4 separate regions of the Homo sapiens genome follow, and regions 2, 3 and 4 are each linked to region 1. The links are chromatin contacts, found by Hi-C or POLR2A ChIA-PET in ENCODE. All regions are on one chromosome and are shown on one strand. Each heading gives the region's core, a stretch centred on a gene start or an enhancer-like site at or near the end of the contact. The rest is flanking DNA. Distances are from core to core; before and after follow the strand shown.

Region 1 (2,612 bases), core at 37-2,536:
TTGAAACAGCAGCGCTGGAGCTCTTGGGGAGATGTGAAATCACTGAAGAGAGGAATAGATAAGGGAGGAAACAATCAGAGGAGTGAAAGCAACTTCGGGCAACACACAGGTGAAAGATGAAATGGTGTTTTATCTGAGGGAGCCAAAAAGAGAGGCTCTGAGTAAAATCTTGAAGGATATATATGGAGATTAGGACGTGGGAGCGAAGGGGTATGAAAAGAGACATGACCTCCTCCATAATACTTATTTTGAAACCGTCAGGATTTCCTTAGCTTGTGCTGTATCAGTAGATCATCATTCAGATACTGATCCTTAGCACAGTAACGCTGAGGGACCTTTGTCCTGTTCTCTCATTTTACAGAGAAGGAAGCAGGCAAAACTATGTATTGTCTATTTTATGTAATTATGTTTGCTTCCCAGATAAACTACACAGAAGGAAGCAGGCAAAACTGACTATGTATTGTCTACTTTATGTAATTATGTTTGCTTCCCAGATAAACTATTTTTTGCTAAAGGGCAAGAACAATATTCACTACTTCTGCAGTATCTCCTCCTCTCCTCCATCAGGGCCCAGTTCGTGCCATAAGTAGATGGACCAGAACAGTGTTCAAACAGTAAATGAAGTAAAAACTCATTGGCCAGGAACCGTGACACGCGTCTTTAGTCCAAGCTACTCAGGAGGCTGAGGCAGGAGGATCCCTTGAGCCTGCAGGAGTTCGAGACCAGACTGGGCAACGTAGCGAGTCCTTGTCTCAAAGAAAAAAAAAACAAAACCTCATTAGTTTCCTCTGTGGATGGAATGAGGCGAGATTTTTGAGGCCTTTTAATTACCTCCTAGTTTCTGCCTCAGTAATTTTCAAACAGGATCTTGAATAAGATGGGAGTGCTACCACGTCTGACCAGGGGTGTAACTTCCGCAGAACCCTGAGTCCAGGCCTAAGTGGCTAGGCGGACTCCAACTCCCCTCAAAGTGAGCTCCCCGGACCGAAATGAGTCAGCCAGGTCCACCGCCAGCCCAGGTAGTGGGCCCGGACTCCGACCCCCGCGGGTCCCCGAGCCCCGCGGTTCCGGGCACCGTGGTGTGCGCCCGGGGCGTGTTTCAGCTCTTGGTCCGCTCCCCCTCGCCCTCCTCCCGGAACCACGCCCGCTCCTCGCGCACGCAGCCCGTCGGCCCTGCAGCGTCGTAGGACAGGGCGGGACTGGGGTGGGAGGCCGTTGGTTGGCTGGCGGGCTGCGGAAGGCGGGGCTCGTGTGCGCACCAGCGCGTCCTCGCTCAGCGTTGCTCCTGCGCGCGCAGCTGGTCGGCCCGCGGCGGTGCTGCGCGGATCCGGCGTCGGGGCCCGGCATGGCGGGGGCCGGGGCCAAGCCGGGCCGGACCCGGACCTAAATGCCTCTGTTCTTCTCCGCGCTGTTGGTCTTGCTGCTAGTTGCGCTTAGCGCCCTCTTTCTAGGCCGGTGAGGGTTCCCGGCCGCGCCGGCGGCGGCGGCGGCGGCGGGAGGGAGGGGGCGGAGAGGAGGAAGAAAGACTGAGGAGGGGGCGCGCGCCTTACTGAGGCGCGTGAGGCAGAGTGGGTAGGGTGGAGGGAGGGGGCGCGCGGCGAGGGGAGGGATCGTGAGGAGGCGCGTGGCCCGAGCTCCCAGGGATGGGCTGCGAGTTGGGGAGACTGAGGAAGCGGGCGGGGTCTGAGGAAATGCTGAGGCCAGGAACTGAATAGGAGTGTGAGGAAGGGGCCTGGTTCAGTGGCTTCCCTTTCCCCCTCCACCCACCCCTGCATGTCCCTTTCGCCAAGCGCGATGGGCACCTGCAGCATCGGTCTGGGGAGAACAGCATTCGAGCTGCCGGGTCTGACCTCAAAGTGCCTTCTCGTGGATACCTGTCTGGAGGGTGGGAGCAGGAGACAGACAGACCCTCTGGGGAGTGTGATGGCACATGTGACAGAGCCGCCTCCGCTTTGACTCTTGCTGGGGTCTTCTCTCTCTGCCTCTGGGATTCATAACAATTTGAGGGATTTTGTTTTTGTCTTCAACTTAGAGGGTGCAGTTTCTGGTTTCATCTGGGTGGAGGGGTCAGTCGGGAGCTAGGATCTTGATCAGCGTGGCTGAATGTATATGACAGAGTGGTGCTTTGGAAGAAAGGAGAGTTGCTCAGATCCAGTTTCAGGAACGACCTTTTGCAAGGCTTTGAAAGACCAGCAAGGGGTGAGGGAAACCATCATTGGAAAAAGGTCCTATGAATTAACAGGAATTTTTCTGCAGGTGGCTTGTGGTCCGGTTGGCCACCAAGTGGTGTCAGCGGAAGCTGCAGGCGGAGCTAAAGATTGGCTCCTTCCGCTTTTTTTGGATCCAGAATGTCAGTCTTAAGTTTCAGCAACACCAGCAAACAGTGGTGAGTTCTGGGAAACTCTGGATATGTGTGTAGGGTTGATCCAATTGAATTTAAACTCTTAATTTCCTTTTTTTAAAAATAGAAATCCTGGTGGCTTTTCTAGTTAATCCCAGCCTTGCCATTTCTTTGCCAAGATGATCTTAGAGCTAGTTGGAGAACGCTGCAAGTTGTTCAGTTAAAAATGTTTGTAGGACACAGAGTGTCCAGGGCACATAACAAAGATACA
Region 2 (2,612 bases), core at 65-2,564, 500 kb before region 1:
GCAAGGTAGAGGCTTTTGCTTCTTCCTGTTTCTATGGACATAGGGTTTGTGCTTTATTTTTTACTTCAGAGGGTTTTAGAAACAGGCCCAATAGGGGCTCCAGAGGTGAACACACAGATTCTCAAATATTTATTGGATGTCCAGTGTTACGAGGAACCTGAGGCTTGTCTAGAAGAACTTCTCTGACTTTGAGAATAAGCACCACAGGCCTCCATCTCTCACACCCAGGAAGACCTTACTGATATTTTATTTAAATTGCTGTGGCTGACCCTTAAGCTGGCTTCCTTTTTTTTCTTCTGTGGAAATGGAGAAGAGTTGTCATTTATATGAAAAAGAGAACAATGCTTCATTATGTTTATTCCCTCCTGTCTACCAGAGGGGGTGGATAGGAGAACATAGTGCATGTGGTACATTTAGGAGACCCAGAAGTGACCCAAGTCCTGATGAGATGTGGGGCAGGGCTGTGGAGGATTTTGGGAAAGGATCCTCAAGGCTGGCTCATGGCTTTGGGCCTTGGGGGAGCTTGGCAAAGCAGAGGCAATTTGGAAGTCCCCGGGGGCCATGAGGAAATCCCCAGCAGCTGAGAGACCTCAGAGAGCAGCAGGCCTGCTGTCGGGCCAGTCAGGTGGTCCCTGCAGTCGGCCGCATATGCCTGCCTAGTCTTTGGGGATTGACTCAGGGTCTTGGCAGAGAGGACAAGCCCAGGCGTCCCTACTTGGGCTCTGTGCCCGAAAAGGTGTGGTGGCACATGGCTCTGAGCAAACTGATGGGTGTGCCAATGCAGGGACTGGGTGGGTGTAGGGGCTGGGGGGAGTGTCAGAGCCCCAAGCCTCGGCGACCACCTCTGGGGCAGTGATCTGTGGCTCGCCGTCCCATACCCACTGACCTTCCTGATTGCTTGTCTCTAGACAAGCCCCTCTCTAGAACAGGCTTTCCTGGCGTCTTTTGACCTTGCATTCATGTATTCATTCATTTATTCCATCAATAAGCATTTACTGAATGCCTACTATATGTAGGAACTGTTTTAGGTTCTGGGGATAGAGCGGTGATAAAAACAAAGTGGGCACCGAGCTCATCCCTGCCTCTTCTTGCCCTACGCGTCCTGGGGACGGCGAGAGGCCATCTTGCCGCCGCAGCCCCCTCGGGCCGGAGCTCCTGGGGGACGCCTCCTGGGGGTGGGGCCTGGAGGCCGGCCTGGCGGAGGTGAAAGCGGCCCCAGCAAAGCGGGAGGGTAGATGAGAAGGGGGCTGCCACCCTCTGCTGGGCGCCAGCGGCGCTGCAGGGCGGAGCTTCCAGGGCTCTAGGCGCATGTGCTGGGCTTGGCCCCACCCCCTTGGCCCCGCCCAGGCTCCGGCTGGCCGGTGGGCCAACCCGGGAAGTGCCGCCCCGGGCCTGGGGCTGACTCGGCCCTCACAGAGCCTGACCCGTGCGTAGGGTGCTGAGTGGCTGGGGTGGCCCTGGGCATGCGCCGTTGGTCACTCCAGGTTTCCTCTCAGCCCTCCTTCTCCTCTCTGAGACCATCCCTAGGCTTCTTAAAGGGAGTCTGCCCTATAACCCTTCAGAATCCACTGGCTATCGGCACTGGTAGAATTTCATAAAAAATCTTGGCACCTCAATACCAATCGCTGTCTCCTAACACTACTGTTTCATACGAGGTGACATTTTGTTACTTACACACACACACACACACACACACACACACACACAAAAGAATAAAGGATAATTCCTCCCAAGAAAGGGAAGGGACTCCTGCGCTGGCATTTTCTTTGAGACAGGTGTAGACTCTAGTACTGGCCCTAGGGCTGGTGCTGAGGACCTCTGAAGTGGTCATCCTGGAAGTGCACCTGCCACCCTAGTGGCTGGGCCCTCCCACTTCAAAAGCAAGTGCTCCAGGCCCTCCTGGCCCTGAGCTCTGAGTGCTTTAAACAGGACTCTCCCCAACTCCCTAAATATAGTTCTATTATTGACACTTTACACACCGCAAATTTGTAATACAAGGATCATATAATTAGTACCCATTTATGGCAACAGTGCTTATAGACTTTTTTTTAGGAGTTTTGATTTACAGGGGAACTAGAGGGACAAATGGGGTCAGAGAAGTATTCTTTTGTTAAGATATATTTTGTTAAGATATATATATCTCATTGTTAAGATATATCTTAACAAAATATATCTTCCCAAGCTTTAAACCTTGGTATCTTTCCTTACTTTTCTCAATCTCCACCCAGACCCGCTTGTGCCCATTTCCCATCCTTCCCCAAATAGTCACCAAGTCCAGCTTATTTTTTCTCTTGAGTCACCCTCTCTTCCCCATCAACTGCCAGAATCCTAGGCAGACCCTTCTTATCTCTCATTTGGCATCACCTTTTACCTTGACTTCCTTTTTTTTTTTTTTTTTTTGTCACCCAGGCTGGAGTGCAGTGGCATGGTCGTAGCTCACTGTAATCTGTAACCTTGAACTCCTGGGCTCAAGTGATTGATCCTCCCACCTCAGCCTCTGAAGTAGCTAAGACTACAGTTGCAGGCCACCACGCCTGGCTAATTTTTAAATTTTTTGTAGACGGGTCTCTGTGTTTCCCAGGCTGGTCTTGAACTCCTGGTCTGAAGTGATC
Region 3 (2,612 bases), core at 33-2,532, 330 kb after region 1:
ACGCTACCTACGCTTTTCCCATGCAAAAGGAGGTCAGAGGTCTTCCAGTTGTGTTTGGTTCTAGAAGCAAACAAAAAAGAGTGACTTATGGGAGTGGTAGAACATTCTTGAGCCGTGGCCTTTTTGGGAGAGTTAGGCCCCTTGAAAAGTCGATGGAAGCTATATTCTCCTTGCAGGAAACAAAAGGCACACACACTTGCACCCATTTTTGGGAGTTCATGACCCTCAGGTAAAGAACCCCTCCTCGGCAGATAAAAAGCATTTAAGGAAAAACAGACGCAAAATAAAATCTTCGGGTAGACAAGTCAGTCCTGCCTACAGTTATAGATAAGATGGAGAAACAAAACTGAGGACAGGAATTCCATGGAAGAAGGTCACAGGGTCCAGATACGAGAAAAAAACCTCAACGAACCGGGAAACTAAAACTATAGCTTTGAAGAAAAAAACAAAGCATTAAAGCAGAGTTTGGGGTTGAAAGAATGCTCTCCAACAACCAGGAAATCGGGATTTTCACCTTTATTTTTACTCAGGAGATCATTGTTACTCGAACCCAATATTGAAGAGCCAATCTGAAAAGATGGCAATTTACTCCTGAGCTCTGGAAGTTGCTGGAACCTGATCTCGAAGCAGTGACGATCTGTGAACGCCCCAGCTGCACCAACCAAGGTGCTAAACCTTCAGACAGGTCTATTTCTACTCGGATTTTTTCTTTGGGATCAGACTGGTATTTTAAAGCCCTTCCAAACAAACAAACAAAAAACCAGAAGCTTAAAGCAAACCTAACATGTGACTTTGGACACCACTTCATCCAGACTACTTCCCTCAGACACTGACAACCGGCCAGAGGTGGAATCGCGGGAAACCTTAAACCCAGGGAAGAAGTGACTTTAAAGGAAACAAAGCGTTCGCCCCCGCCGCTTGGGAGAAGGGGCTGGGATAGAGACAAAGCCCGAGGAAAACACCGAACTAAAGTTGGGTTAGGAGCGGGGGAGGCATGGGCAGGACCCGAGAGAGGCAACTGGAACCCAGAGTGCGCGAGCGCGGAGGAGGTGAAGGCCCTGTGGACGCAGCGCCGGGAGAGCCTCAGCGGGCCGGGATAAGAGGGGCGCCCCTCACCTCGACTGGGTAGAGCTCGCGCGGCAGCACCGCCTGCAGGTCCATGAACAGGGTGATGGGGATGTGGCTGAGGAAGTAGAGGCCCAGCAGCCACTCCACGCAGCGCCTGGTTGCCGGAGCCCCCATAGTCTGTCGGTTGGGCCTGGACCCGCTGATGTGAGAAGAGGGGCCAAATCCGCGCGCCTTCCCAGACCCACGCGCCTCGGTCGCCGCCTTGCCCCCGCGAGGGCTAGGCAGACCGCTTCCATTGGCTGGCGAGAAGAGGAGGCTCGTGGACAGGGGGCGGCACTCCCCACAGGGCGCACCCATTGGTCCGTATAAGTATAGCGCGTGGAGAAGGCGTCTCGTAAGCCATTTCCATTGGCCGCCAGGAGCGCCGTGTGGGCGGGGCTTAGTCACGCCGTTCGGCGCGCGGCTACTCAGTGTAGATTGCGGTTGTGAGCGCGAGCCTAGCGTTTCGGTGCTGGCCGCGTGGTATCCTGGTGTCCCGGCAGCTGCCGGCGGCGCTCCCTTCCCTCGTGGCTCCGTTCGCCACTACAACAGCAGTATGAAAACTGCACTGGCCCTTGGGCCTTCTGCAGTAAGTCAGCATTAAAAAAATAAAGCTGACGCTGTGCACGGTGGGTCATGCCTGTAATGTCTGCACTTTGGGAGCCCGAGGCAGGAGGATGGCTTGAGCCCAGAAGACCAGCCTGGGTAACTTAGTAAGACATTATCTCTACAAAAAATAAAAAATTAGCCAGGTGTGGTGGTGTGCACCTGTAGTCCTAGCTAGTTCGTGTACTAGTGACCAGCGCCTGTGCTGGGCCGCGGTACCCCGGTGCAGTGCGGCCGTCACGGAGCAGGGGTCGCAGAGCGGGGCACGAGCGCCGCGGTGCAGGTTCCCGGCCCAGCCGGGGTTGCGGGTCTGGGGAGGCAGCTGGCCGCGGTGAACAAAGAAGCAGAGGGGAGGACTCGAGGGACGTAGGAGGCAGTAAAATGGACAGGAATCCTCACCGGCTGTGGAGCATGAGGGAAGGTCAAGGATTCGTTTACACGTTCAGCAAATACTGATGTTCATCTCCACGCTGGGCGCAGGCCTGTCTCGGGGCAGGATCGCCGAGGCTGCCATTTGCTAAGAGGGGACACAGGGCAAGGGAGTGCGAGGAAGGAATGCAGCTTGGACTACGTGGACCTTGAGTGGGCTGCAGCGTTGGGTGGAGGAGGCAGTTGGGTGAGCCTGTCTGGAGTCGTAAGCTTGTGAGGCATCCGCCTTTGATGGCGAGCAGAGGGCCTGGGAGAGATCCTGGGGGAGCTCCAGCCTCAGGTCATGGGAGGAGGGGACTGAGATAGGAGCGTACTAGCAGGGGGCTATGTCACAGGGAGGGGCAGCCTGTCAACACTGAGTGATGCCCGCCTGTGGCCCTGTGGGGAACAGTTGTGTCGTGGGGGCAGGAGCCAGGGAGTAAGAAAGTGGGGAAATGGAGGCAGGAAGTGTAGACAGCTGGTCACGAAGG
Region 4 (2,612 bases), core at 1-2,500, 290 kb after region 1:
ATTGAAAAGAATTTTGGATAATTCCATGTAGGTATCTCCCAGTGCTGCGCAGGTGACTTTAGCTGTCAGCTCTCAATTATCCTGCCAGTGTTATAACTAACAAGTAAGCCATTTACTTGTGCCTTTGGGTTAGATCAGTTCTGTGGCCACAACAGCTCTTCCCTAAATAAGTTTAGGTCATAGTGATGCTAAATGCTCAGAGGACACTAATACTAGGCAATCTCTTTCTAAGGTCCTTTCTAGTTCTAATAATTGAGCAGTCTACCCTTTGCACTTCTGGCTGGTCTATGTTACTTCTGGCAAAATACCTTATGTGCTAGTTTGTCCTGTTCCTTCCCTTTACACATAAGGGAACTGAGGCCCAGCGAGGAGAAATGACTCCTTCAAAGGATTAGTGACAGAGCTAGGACTGGAACTCACATGCTACTCTCAGGCCAGATCTTTCAACACAGCTTTTGCCATCCTATATTAAAAAAACAAACAAACAAAACAAAGTATCAGATTTCACCACTCTTGCTTTTGAGGTGGAAAGAAATCCGGATTCCTACAAGCTCACTATGCTAAGCTGATTCCTAAAGTGGAGAAAAAGAAGAGACAAAACCTGTGATATTTGTATTTGGTAAAAACCTAGACTTTCTCAAGGGTGAATTGGGCCTAGGTGTGCCTGGAAGTGAAGAGGGGGCTCTCAAAAGAGCAGAAACTGCACAAGCAAATTTGTCATCCACGAGAAATTCCCATGGGAGTTAAGAAAGTGGGTGGCCCTGGGATTTATGGAGTGACTCTTGACTTGTCTAGATGAGTGCTCCGTAGAAGAAGGGGAATGATGGGAAAAGACCTCAGGAGGGAATCGATCTGGACACAAGGAGGGGACCCCGGACTGGAGACTGGGGCTCACCCCTTTCTCTCAGATGCTGGTGCAGATCCCGGATGAGACGGAAAGAAACCAAGCGTTGGGGGCCACTGGAGCTATCACCGCCCTTGTGCTTCTTCCCCAGCGCGGCCTCAAGCTCGGCCCGCAGCTTTCGGGGTAGCCGCTCTGGCTCCAGCTCCCCGCCGGGGCCCAAAGCACGCACCAATCGCTCGCCCGCAAGCAAAGAGGACGCCATATCTAGCCGGCTCTCCGGTCAGGTGACCCCAACCCGGACTTCCGCCCGCCGCGCGCCGGAAGTAACGCTAAGCGCACCGGAAGTTGCTCTGAGCTCCGGGGTGGGACCAGGCGGGCCAAGAGGGCCGGGACGCCGCGCGGGGCAGTGTGGGACTGGGGCGGAACGCCGCCCGGCCGCGGGTCGGGCTCTGTGTCAGCAGCCGGGCGGGCGCTCGGGCGGGACATGGCAGCCTGTACAGCCCGGCGGGCCCTGGCCGTGGGCAGCCGCTGGTGGTCCCGGTCGCTGACTGGGGCCCGGTGGCCAAGGCCGCTCTGTGCGGCGGCCGGAGCTGGAGCCTTCTCGCCAGCGTCGACCACGACGACGCGGAGGCACCTCTCGTCCCGGTGAGGGACGGAGCCAGGGGGCGCGAGGAACTGGGCCTGGAGCCCAGAGAGCGTGTTCCTAGCCAGTGCGGAGGCCAGGGGCCCGGGCCTGCTGAGGGTGACTGGAGTTTGACCCGGGAGAGGGTCCCGAGCAGGGAGCCGACCTGCGCTGTCTGGGACATGTGCCAGGAGCAGGGAAGCCAGCGCGGCCCAGAGCCCTGGTTGTACAGGGCTGGCCCTGGGGGGGAACAGGTTACCCTCCCCAAGTGAATCCTACTTCCCCGGCTGGGGTCCCCAGCACCGATGTCAGAGGGAAGCTTTTTAATTCAGCCCTAGGGCATTGGCTTGAACCCTCAGCCTTTGGATTTGGTGAAGGTCTGCCTCAGAAAGATGCTAGAGGTGGGAAACGAGACTCTTGGGTGTGGACCCTCGTAGGCCCCAGGTTTCCAAGTGACTTTGGGGAGATCGATTTTCTATCTGTGACTTGGGGAAGGGGGTTTGAGGCCATGGGGATGGTGTGGAAACTGTTTCCACGGATGGGACAGGCGGATCAAATGGGCTGGTGGATCAGTGGGAGGAAGCATAAAGTTCACATCTTCAAAACAGTAAAAACAGCCTTTATTTGAAGGGCCCCTAGAAAGAGCAGCCCTGTTCAGAGTGGTGACTGACATTTTAGTGGCTGATATTAGACACTGAACATTGGGGAGAGATGATAGCTATTTGCAATTTAAGACCCCTGTGAGAATATGAACAAAAACGGTATTGAGAGAGCGATGTGCCGTAGGAAATCTAGAGATGTTTAAGCTTTTCAAGGGCAATGTAAGGGCTACAGGTTAGAGGGGGAGATGGACATGGAATTATAATACAGGACAAATATTTTTTGAGCACCTCTTGTACACTAGGCTCTGAGGGGGCAGTACCAGCTAATCAGACTCAGGCATTGCTCCCAGGGAATTTACAGTATTTAATAAAGATAAGACATGGACACAACTGAAATGTAAAGGGAGCAGGATATTGTTTGATGACTTGTGATATAGAAAATGTAAGAAAAGAAGAAAAAAAGATACTCCCCTTCTAAAAAAATTGAAAAAGTGAGCAAGACAGTTAAAGTGCTGTGGGAGGTCAGGAGGGTGGGTTAGGGAAG

Evidence for each region. Hi-C counts contacts between places; a loop is a spot of excess contacts on that map. ChIA-PET counts read pairs that join two places held with the same protein, here RNA polymerase II (POLR2A). Pooled maps may share reads with other maps.
Region 2: a pooled map shows a loop between it and region 1 (3-fold over the local background). The contact joins the enhancer-like site here to the promoter of BLTP2 in region 1. A Hi-C loop is called at or near these places in 11 of 50 pooled maps. POLR2A ChIA-PET finds 5 or more read pairs at or near these places in 3 of 52 experiments (activated B cell, activated CD4-positive, alpha-beta T cell and activated CD8-positive, alpha-beta memory T cell).
Region 3: a pooled map shows a loop between it and region 1 (5-fold over the local background). The contact joins the promoter of TMEM97 here to the promoter of BLTP2 in region 1. A Hi-C loop is called at or near these places in 5 of 50 pooled maps. POLR2A ChIA-PET finds 5 or more read pairs at or near these places in 2 of 52 experiments (activated T-cell and naive thymus-derived CD4-positive, alpha-beta T cell).
Region 4: a loop to region 1 is called in a map of dorsolateral prefrontal cortex, with 3 times the contacts of the local background. The contact joins the promoter of POLDIP2 here to the promoter of BLTP2 in region 1. A Hi-C loop is called at or near these places in 1 of 168 maps with a recorded cell type or tissue (dorsolateral prefrontal cortex), 2 of 37 single-sample maps with no recorded cell type and 14 of 50 pooled maps. POLR2A ChIA-PET finds 5 or more read pairs at or near these places in 2 of 52 experiments (HEK293 and PC-9).

What each region holds. Positions count from the first base shown.
Region 1 is chr17:28,643,832-28,646,443 of GRCh38, reverse strand. BLTP2 (bridge-like lipid transfer protein family member 2) reads left to right here and starts at 1,286. Exons shown (of 39, transcript NM_014680.5): 1 at 1,286-1,455; 2 at 2,257-2,386. The coding sequence starts at 1,388. RefSeq lists silencers at 900-1,129, 1,150-1,489.
Region 2 is chr17:29,147,678-29,150,289 of GRCh38, reverse strand. All of the region lies in intron 2 of MYO18A (myosin XVIIIA), which reads left to right. All of the region lies in intron 1 of LOC124903967 (a long non-coding RNA gene), which reads right to left. Among named protein-coding and RNA genes, the nearest start is that of MYO18A, 31 kb to the left of the region's middle. RefSeq lists enhancers at 395-444, 465-654 and a silencer at 1,035-1,514. Within about 2 kb of position 1,314, at least 39 of the 41 ENCODE cell types and tissues checked have a DNase peak (open chromatin) inside an H3K27ac peak, as active enhancers do.
Region 3 is chr17:28,317,870-28,320,481 of GRCh38, reverse strand. TMEM97 (transmembrane protein 97) reads right to left here and starts at 1,282. Exons shown (of 3, transcript NM_014573.3): 1 at 1,117-1,282. The coding sequence starts at 1,242. RefSeq lists enhancers at 1,159-1,218, 1,699-1,958, 2,178-2,612.
Region 4 is chr17:28,356,165-28,358,776 of GRCh38, reverse strand. POLDIP2 (DNA polymerase delta interacting protein 2) reads left to right here and starts at 1,250. Exons shown (of 11, transcript NM_015584.5): 1 at 1,250-1,489. The coding sequence starts at 1,329. It overlaps VMA12 (vacuolar ATPase assembly factor VMA12), which reads right to left and starts at 1,130. Exons shown (of 6, transcript NM_152464.3): 1 at 896-1,130. The coding sequence starts at 1,106. RefSeq lists enhancers at 873-972, 1,085-1,850 and a silencer at 1,163-1,552.